Linked DNA regions of Homo sapiens: region 1 is linked to region 2. Evidence: chromatin contacts called from ENCODE Hi-C or POLR2A ChIA-PET data. All regions are on one chromosome and are shown on one strand. Each heading gives the region's core, a stretch centred on a gene start or an enhancer-like site at or near the end of the contact. The rest is flanking DNA. Distances are from core to core; before and after follow the strand shown.

Region 1 (4,804 bases), core at 2,002-4,501, 940 kb after region 2:
TAAAGGCCAACTTCTACAACAGTGGGCTTTTCCCACATGAAGAACAGATGGTCTGGGAAACCCTCAGTTACCAGGGTACAGTATTAAACAAGCTGCTCACTCAACAAAGTCAGCAGGGATTTGGTCCAGCCAAAAATTACAACAAGTATTATCCACTAATTGAAGAATTGATGAGTCAAGCAAAAAAACCTACACTCTTCAACCTCTTTATTAGATGTAATTGTTAGGAGGGGCTTTTAAAATAAAAAAAAATAATGCATTGCAACATAATCTTGCTTTCTATTTTTGAAGTTAACAGCTGCTAGTCATTAAAATCTTATAGATAGCCATAATGGTTATTGATTACATCCATTTGTCATTAAAAACAAAAGCAGTTCTCAATCATCCAAAAGAAGGTTGTATTCCAAGAGTTGTTAATAAATGTTTTTATTTAATAATATATTTCACACATCCTGTATGCCAGGAATTACTCCTGGTCCTTTACAAACATATCTTATTTAATCCTTGTGATAATTTTATGAAGCAGGAGCTATTGTCTTCAACTTACAGATGAGAAAATGAAGGCACAGAGATGTTATGTCACGTGCTGAAGGTCACACATCTAGTAAATAGCCAAATAATCAGTGGGGAGCTGGAAGTACAAAAATGTGGCTCCAGGATTTTTTAGCTGCCATGCCATGCTGACCTTTCAGAACTTGATGTAATTCTCCACAGAAGCAATGGTATAAATAGTTATAAAATTCCACAATACCCTATTTAAACCACATGTAGCTGAAATTCTATTGATCTATCAAAGTGCTATCCCTGGCTCCCAGCTCAGTACTTACCACAGAGGAAGTGCTCAATAGCGTTGTTGAATTTAAGATGGAATAGGTGCCCCACTTATGATGTTAACACTCTAGAACACTGGAGCAGTCAATGGCAGAGACATAGACGTGCTCCCCTACAGCGTCTCCTACACTGGTCTCGACGGTTTGGTGGTGGAAAGGAATTTGGGTGATTGGACCTTATGGAGATGGCACAACTTTTTAGCAGCAGATGACAGATGGGGTTTTGGTTTTAGCAGCAAAGCAGCAGCACAAAACTTCAGCAAACTGGGGAGAGAATCTGGGTTCTACTGGGCAGCAGGACATGGTTGCAAGTCTGTGGCAGAAGGTGGACTGGAAGTAGGTAGTGGGATGGCAAAGTGAGCTTCTGGTACCAAGAAACATGGAAACTGGGTCTGTAACTAGGGCAGCTATTTGCCAACAAGGGAAGATGATAAATCAGCCATCTGCAGCCCAGAGTCTTCCTCTAGGTCAACACTTGGACAATTAATAATATCTCCCTACTGTTTCTCAGCAGGCGAAAAAAAAATGCAAATTATTTTTCGGACACTTACTGAACATGGTGAAGAATATGTAAGAGAAGACTTGCTGTGATTATATAAAATACAACAAAAATTATACATGAAGGGTTTCTCCCCACTGCCCCACCCCCACCCCCCTGCCTCTGTCTCCCAGGCTAGAATGCAGTGGCACAATCCTATCTCACCCTAACCTCAAACTCCTGGACTCAAGTGATCCTCCCGCCTCAGCCTCCTGAGTAGCCAGGACTACAGGTATGCACTACTATGCCCAGCTAACTTTTTAATTTCTTTTTGTAGAGACAAGTTCTCGATATATTGACCAGGCTTATATATGAAATTCTTTAAGAGCAGGGACTATTACTTGTTAGTTTTATTCCCAAGGTTTAGCAGAATGTTTTTGCAAGATGCTCAATAAATATTAAATAATTGATAAAAGTTGACTTACTACTGATAATGTAAAATAGAAGATAAATAACCAGCCTGGGCAACATGATGAAACCCCGTCTCTACAAAAAACACAAGAATTAGCCAGGTGTGGTGGTGCATGCAGCTACTAGGGAGGACAAAGGGGGAGGATCTCTTGAGCCCAGGAGGCAGAGGTTGCAGTAAACCAAGATCGCTCCCCAACACTTTAGCCTGGGTAACAGAGCCAGACCCTGTCTCAAATATATATATATACAATTTACATTTATATATTATATATATTTATTTATATATTATATATAAGATGTATAATATATAACAATAATAAAATAGCTAAATAGAATAATTGATAAATGAATAGAATAATAAATTGAATAATAAAAGAATAATAAATAAGCAGAATAATGGAGTGATAGAAAAATTGTAAATGAATGAAGCAATAGCACCAACTTTTAACTGCTATGTTCATCATAAACAGCACAGTGAGTTTGAAATATTCATATTACCTTGTTATACAATATACAATATGAGCAACATGGGCATTACATGTATCCTTGTCCAAAATAAATTATTCTGAAGCTATCAACATTTCCATCTTTAATCTTTAAAATCTGTATCTTATAGCAGGAAGATGTGGTTCCAGTTTTTTCAGATATTTTAATACAATTTCCTCTTTGGATACAACACCAAAATCTACAAAGCCATGTAAGGAAGAATAATCTTCATCTTGTCAGTAAACAAATAAAAGTGCAGGTGTCTTGGATCTTTGTTCAAGCACTATCACTAACTCATTCGAGATCTTAAAGAAACCACTACTCTGAGTTAAGACTTTTTAAAATTAAGATTTTTGAATTTTAAAAGGAAGGAGGCCGGGCACGGTGGCTCATGCCTGTAATCCCAGCACTTTAGGAGGTCGAGGCGGGTGGATCACGAGGTCAGGAGATCGAGACCATCCTGGTTAACACGGTGAAACCCCGTCTCTACTAAACAAAATACAAAAAATTAGCCAGGCGTGGTGGCGGGCGCCTGTAGTCCCAGCTACTCGGGAGGCTGAGGCAGGAGAATGGCGTGAACCTGGGAGACGGACCTTGCAGTGAGCCGAGATCGCGCCACTGCACTCCAGCCTGGGCGACAGAGAGAGACTCCGTCTCAAAAAAAAAAAAAAAAAAAAAAAAAGGAAGGAATTCATCTGCCTTCCTTTAAGTTCTTCATCCCTTTCTAGATGGTAGAGAATTTCACTAAATTTGCCTGAAGTTACTGGACTTGATATCAGGGGGAAAAAAAATACACGTAATTTAATAGAAAACATTTGGGAAAATATTTTTATTTGAAACAATTTTAACCACTTTTCCAAAACACCAGCATCAAAACTGGGTTTATGTAGAGTGCAAAATGGAGGTCAACGACACAGGCAATGCCCTGAAAACTTTCACAACTGCTGGCCTGGAAATGAATATGAAACCAAACTGAAGAAAGTGACTCACCACAGAAGGGAATCACGCCTCAATGCTTTTCCACCTCTCCTCCAAAACAATCATTTTCTTCAGGGTTTGTTTTAGGAAAAAAAAAAAATCAGAGAAAATAGAAGTATAGATTTTTCCTGTTTTAATGTAATCTTTTCTGTTCCTTTTGATTAGGCAATGAGATTGCGGAATAGTCTAGTAGTCATATAATTACTGTAAGGAATGCTGCCCCAGCTGCCGACCGGTCTTAATATTTGAATGTTGATAAACGTAACGCAACATTTTTGTCAAGCAAAACTATTAAGAAGCTAAAGAACAATTCAATTAATAGAGTAGCTAGTCAAATATATAAGTATAAATAAAATAGGGGTATATTTCAGAGCTCTGTTTTGCCAAGATGTTATAGCTCAGAGTAAGTCATGGCCAGCTCAGTTCTCCACTGAAGCAGCAAGATATGAGATCATGAAACTGAAAAACGTATTCTTCACACCCATGACACTGAGCTACAATCCCTAATAGCTAAGGTATGTGAGAGCAGCTGAATACAACCTCAAACTTAAATCAGAAAGAATCCATAGATAGGGTCTACATCTTTTTTTGTAAATAATTATATATAAAAATTTCAAAGATAAGCCCCTTAGAAAAGACATCAAATGGAACACCAAATGTACATAGAAAAATGGTGAGGACTATGACGGACCTTTCAATAGATGAAGTTAGGCTGACCTCCCGGTTTAGAAACATATGGTCTTATGGAATAACTAATACAGTACAAATGCAAGAAAACAGCAATAAAAATGATCAAACCTTATGCTTGAATATGGAATTACAATTTACAGAGTGCTCTGCGCTCTCCATTTGATGTGATAATCCTATGCCATGTGTAGGGCAGGAACTATTATCCTTAATTTTACAGGTGAAAAAACTATGGCTCAAGAAATCGAAGTTTCTAGATGAAGTTAAGGCTTCTTGGTAACTAGTAGAGTTCTACCACTAGAGGACTCTACTAGTTCTGACCCTAAATCCAGGCAGACTTCTGCAAATAATATGAGTGCATAGACCTGAGTTGGAATCTCAGTTCCAACACTTCCCAGATATCTGGCCCTGGGAAAGTCACTTCATTTCTTTAAGTTTTGTTGCAGGTTGACTCTCAGTGAGTAGATGCTGAGACTGAGTTTGAGGATCAAAAGTTATCCTAAGGAGTAATACTTATGAAAGGAAAAGGGAGAAAGCAAGACCAGGGAGGGTTTTAGTCTTTTGCAGGATAGTTAGCAGACTGATGCAGACCAAAGTCTCTGTCAGCCCCGTGAGAGTTCTGGAACAAAGATTGCCCATTGGCCCCTAGCATGCCCCAAAAATAAGTCATCACCATTTATCAACTGCATCAGATAGGCCCATTTTATTTTTTTATAATTTCAAGTGACTTTTACAAATAATATACAGAAGATATAAAAGATAGCACAAAACTAATTTATTTAAAATGTTAATATAAACTAAAACATAGAAAACCCAAATTTTTATTCTATAATTTTGTGGTTTGGAAGTATATATACCTAAAATGGGCAACATC
Region 2 (4,987 bases), core at 1,160-3,659:
AGGCCACTGGGGTGAGTGGTCAATAAGACCCAGCCGCCACACTGAAGTAAAGTTGGTGGGGAGACAGACCACAGTCACGCACCATACAGGCCATGATGGGCAAATGTCAAGGGTGTACGGGGCAGGGGCATCACAGCTACGGCACCCAACCCAACCTGCAAGGTATAGGAAGGATTCCTGGAAAAAGGAACCACTAAGCTAAGACCACAGGGCAAGTGAAGCTCAGCCAGGCAAAGGGAAGACGTGGGCCCAAGCTGACTAGAAAGGCCCAGAGGCCATCATAAGACACTGGGAAGGGGAGGGGCCGGAGCAGTGCACAGGGGCCAGACCACGAGGGTGGGCAAGGGGGTGGGGTTTATCCATCTCAAAAAGAAAAAAAAAAGATAAATAAATAAAATATGAGTCAAATGCATGATGGATTAAGCTGCTTTATTTACTATAAAGTCTGTACACATATGAGCAATAACTATTACTTCCTCTTTTATTAATGTATTCTTTCTGGCTTCCTGAAGGACGTCTTCACTGGGATGTTCTGCCAGGAACTTAAACCCCAGCCCTGGTCTCCCCTGCGTGGCCCCTGACTTCCCAGCTCTGCCAGTGGCACCACCATCCGCGTCGCTCATGCCTCCTCCTGTTCTCCTTCCTTCCTAATTGCTCTGAAACCTCACCCATTTGCCCCCGTTCCCCAGCTATCATGCTCTTTTCCTGGACAGACTTCTGGTCAAGCTGCTGGCTTGCTCAAAGACCTTTGTTGGCCGCGTGGCCTAAAGGGTTAAGTGAAACCTCCTACCTGGGCACTGGAGGACCTGGCCATGCTGCTCTCCCCTTCACAGTTGACCTAGACTTGGGACAAGCTGGATTCCTGAGAATCCGTGTTTCCTGCCCCTGTGCCTTTGCTCAGGCTGGTCTCTCCGCCTGGAGCGCCTTCCTTCATCTCTGTTTGCCCCAGCCCCGCCTGCCCTGTAAGGCCCAGTCTCGACACGGCTTTGCTGCAGGAGGGCTTTCTCGATGTGCTTCGGGGCAGGCTGCCTCCACCTTTTGGAACCTTTTGCACGATCTTCTATTTTGGGCGGTATCTGGCGCCGAGTTGAGTGTTGGATCATGTCATTTGAAGGCCATCCTACCGAACTGTAAGCTCTTTCAGGGCACGGGCTGCGTCTTGTCCCTTTCTATGTCCCTTGTAGCCTCAGCATGGGGCCCGGTTTCACTCAACCCAAGGGTGACCCGGCATTTCAGGTTCAATGCAGAGCGGCCTGACAGGCACACTTCCTGCAATGGCCACAGGATGGCAGCACAGACCGGGTTTCGGCACCTAGGCGCGCCTCCCGCACCCACCGCACTATTCAACGTTTCTCGACCCTAGTGGAGTACCCGGTCCCCTGGAGATGTTGTGCAGGAGGGTCCCCTCTCTAGGGCTGGGGGCTTTAGGGCTGGGGAAGAGGCACCAGGGGCAGAGCCTCTGGACCCCACCTGGAGTCCTGTAGTGAGTGCGTTTCCTCCCCTTCCCAGCGGCCCCTTTTCCAAGAGAGAACTTGCGGAGGGGGGAGGGGGTGGGGGGTGAGGAAGGAGCACTAGGGAGGGAGTCGGCGGGTTTGGGTCCTGGTTCTGTGCTGCGGTCCTGGGCAGGTGTGGTGTGTAACGGGAAAGGGCCTGTCACAAAGCGTGGCAAATGTGCTCGTGGCAGATGCCCACGAACGTTTGTCTCCCTGTCCTCTGGCCTCCACCTCCCCTGCAATTTTCCCAAAGGCAAAATGATGGGTTGGACAAACGATAGGAAATGTAGCCACGTTCGCTGCGCATGGGGCAAGGTGGGGGTGGGGGTGGGGTTTCCGGGGCACCAGATCGCTCTGCTCCCATCTCAAGGCCCCTGCTTCTGGAGGCAGGGTTAGCTCCACGTAGGCAGAGGAAACACCCCGGGTTTCTTAGGATTCTTGCTGTGTGACCTTGGGAAGTCCCCGCACGCCTCTGGCTGCAGCTGCCGCCTGTGAAAGAAGGGGCTGCACTTCCTGGATGGTGGAAGGTTGCTAAGGTAACCACAAAGTGCCCGCTCAGCAGCAGCTGCCGTCATCATCATAGTTATTATTATTAGGGTTTCGTCCTGTGCCAGCATTTGACAATTCTAACCCCACCTGGAGGCCTGCTAAGAGAGCAGGCGAGGGCTGGTGATCATTTAGGGATGCCTAAAATGTTTGCAGGGGGAGCAGGAGAGAGGAAGGACAAAGGATGTTCATGAGGGTCAAAGACCTGGGTTTGGGGCTTCTCGGGGCGAGGGGGTGCGGAGGGAGGGCCCCAGATCGCGCCTTCTCCCTTTAGGTCTGGTCCCGGGGTGGCGGCGCGCGTGCGCAGGAGGAGGCCGTGGGCCCGGCCAGCAGAGGGCGCCGCGAGCACCACGCCCGGGCTTAGCTGTGCGGGGCTCCGCCTTGCTGCGCAGTGGGCAAGCCGGTCTGGCTGCGATGGGGGAGGGCTACGCTGGGGAGCTGCGGGTAAGGGCAGCTGTCACCGTTTTCAGTTGTTGGTCGGTGTCCTGTGTGGCATTGTGGGTTTGCCTGTAACCACCACATGTTCATTCATTTAACTAGCACGATCAAGCACCCACAAGTTTCAGCCACTGCTGGGAGTAAAGAGGGGAACGAGGTGCATGCCCGGAGAACCCGCACCCACCATCCAGGTGACAGAGGTCAGCCCAGGGCTGGGGGAGCTTGGAGGAGGAGCCGCCTACCTGGAGAGAACAGGCGAGGCAGACAGAAGGCAGGAAGCACAGAGAGCCCGCTCGCAGCTTGGCAATGTGGGGAGCTGAACAGAGCAAGAACTGTTTGGGGCCATGCTCTCGAACACTGGCCCAGGGCCGGCGATGTCGAAGCCATGATGAATCCAAGGCTAAACTACAGCAGACACAACGGCTGTCCCTAAGGGGGTTATAATTGCGTGCGTGCGTGCGTGTGTGTGTGTGTGGGTGTGTGTGTGTTGGGGGGGGCGCTGGGGGTGGGAGGCTGGGGCGTGTAGGCAAATACCAGGACTGGAAAAAGTAGAGTCCTAGGATCTCGACCCTCCTAGGCCGGCGGGGGTGTCTTGCTGCCTCCCTGTGAAGGTAGATGGGCTGCATGGGGGAAGGAGGGCCAGGTATGTGAGTGGGGGAGTGGACAGAGGGGTGGGGTAGGAACCAAGGGCAGCAGGGAGTCCAGGTGGGAGCAGTTGGGACGGGGATGGAGCAGACAGTCTGGTGGGAGAGTGAGGGGTGGGGGGGACAGTGGGGAGAGGGTGGCAAAGACTGCTTGAGCCTCTGAGCCTCAGTTAACTCAGAGGAGGTTGGCATAACACAGAGGGCAGTAAGGACAGGGACAATGGGAAAAAAAAAATAAAGTGAAGACCATCTTGGTTCCATTATGAGGAGTAGAGTGCCTGGATCAAGGAGGTGATGATGGTTCCATGTGTCCTGGGTAGGTCAGAGAGCAGGACCTGAGAGCATTAGAACTGGTGGCAGCCTTTCAGGCCATCTTATCTGATTCCTTTCTTTTATATATAGGGAAACTGAGGCTCAGAGAAGGGAAGGAAAGGCTACTCCCCCCAGAACAGAGTTCAGCTCTTAATAGCACTTTTTTTTTTTTTTTTGAGATAGCATCTTGCTCTGTTGCCCTGGCTGGATTGCAGTGGCTCAGTCATGGTTCACTGCAGCCTTGACCTCCTGGGCTCAAGTGATCCTCCTGCATCAGCCTCCTGAGTAGCTGAGCCTACAGATGCATGCCACCATGACCGGCTAATTTTTAATTTTTTTGTAAAGGTGGGCGGTGGGGGCGGTCTCCCTATGTTGCCCAGGCTGGTCTCAAACTCCTAGGCTCTAGCGATCCTACAGCCTCAGTCTCCCAAAGTGCCAGGATTACAGGCTCAAGCTGCCGTGCCCCATCCTGGTGGCACATTTTAAAATGCAGAACACTGACTGATAGGATCTTTTCTGGAAAAGGTCAGCTGGGGATAAACCATGTCATTGTCACCACCTCTGTTATCACCACTGAGTACCTAATGTGTACTAAGCACTTCCCAACACTATCCCTCTTACATGTGCAGCCCTGAAGTCAGAGGAGAAAATGGAAGTTCAGAGAGGTTAAGTAAGAGACAGACAACACAGCCGGTAAGGGCTTGAGCTGGGATTCACATCCAGCGTGCCCTCCTGCCTACCCTGTGTGAGGGCCTCTGCCAGGGAACAGCCAGTGAGGCTGTTATAGGGTGAGGGGCTGTGCTGGGGGCAGGGAAGCACCTCCATCTGTGTGTATGCCTCAGGAGCCTGTGGGCAGGGGAGGCATCAATTTCATCTCAGAATGAACTTTCCAGCTAGCAGAGCTGCCCAGTCATACAGTGGGCTCTACTAAGGAGCAGAATGTGCTCTGTCTCCTCCCAGGACAGGCAGTGGCCCCCTGTTGCCCCAGAGCATGAGCAGATGCCTTAACTTTGCAGATCCACCCAGCATTGGAGGCTCTGTCTGGCTCAGCCCCCTTCTCTCTCCAGCTCTGCCTCACCTCCTCTCTCCATCAACCTCTGCATTCCTGCCGGTCAGTCCTTCTTCCAGCCACTTTCTGGATACACTCCTCAGCTCTGGAACTTTGCACATGTGGTTCTTCCACCCTGTCGGCTAGACGACCCATTCTCAGGCCACTGTAAGCCTTCCATGACACTCAACAAGGTCAAGTCGCTGCCCATATGTGATGCTCAAGTGGCTTCTCTGCCCCTCCAAATATGCCTCATCACACCTTGTGAATGATTTGTTAGTCACTTCCATGAGGGCGGACTGCTTTGCATGTTCTCAGGTGTTTCTCCAGCACCTGGCACCGCACATTGTGTAGTGCTCAAGAAGAGTTTGCTGAAAGAATGAATAACGAATGAAGTTAAGAAAGAATGATGAAGTACTCAAGGCCAAATGCACGGGGGAAGGGACTTAAGTCAGCTGACCTTCACATCCCCTCCATCATCTTTTGGCCATAGTTCATGGTCTTTG

Evidence for each region. Hi-C counts contacts between places; a loop is a spot of excess contacts on that map. ChIA-PET counts read pairs that join two places held with the same protein, here RNA polymerase II (POLR2A). Pooled maps may share reads with other maps.
Region 1: a pooled map shows a loop between it and region 2 (12-fold over the local background). The contact joins two enhancer-like sites. A Hi-C loop is called at or near these places in 1 of 37 single-sample maps with no recorded cell type and 4 of 50 pooled maps. POLR2A ChIA-PET finds 5 or more read pairs at or near these places in 3 of 52 experiments (H1, activated T-cell and activated naive CD4-positive, alpha-beta T cell).

What each region holds. Positions count from the first base shown.
Region 1 is chr17:40,726,543-40,731,346 of GRCh38, reverse strand. No RefSeq gene overlaps it. Among named protein-coding and RNA genes, the nearest start is that of KRT24, 25 kb to the right of the region's middle. Within about 2 kb of position 3,251, at least 2 of the 41 ENCODE cell types and tissues checked have a DNase peak (open chromatin) inside an H3K27ac peak, as active enhancers do.
Region 2 is chr17:41,663,458-41,668,444 of GRCh38, reverse strand. No RefSeq gene overlaps it. Among named protein-coding and RNA genes, the nearest start is that of EIF1, 23 kb to the left of the region's middle. RefSeq lists enhancers at 955-1,184, 2,055-2,184, 2,605-2,694, 2,215-2,732, 2,733-3,252 and a silencer at 2,245-2,484. Within about 2 kb of position 2,409, at least 39 of the 41 ENCODE cell types and tissues checked have a DNase peak (open chromatin) inside an H3K27ac peak, as active enhancers do.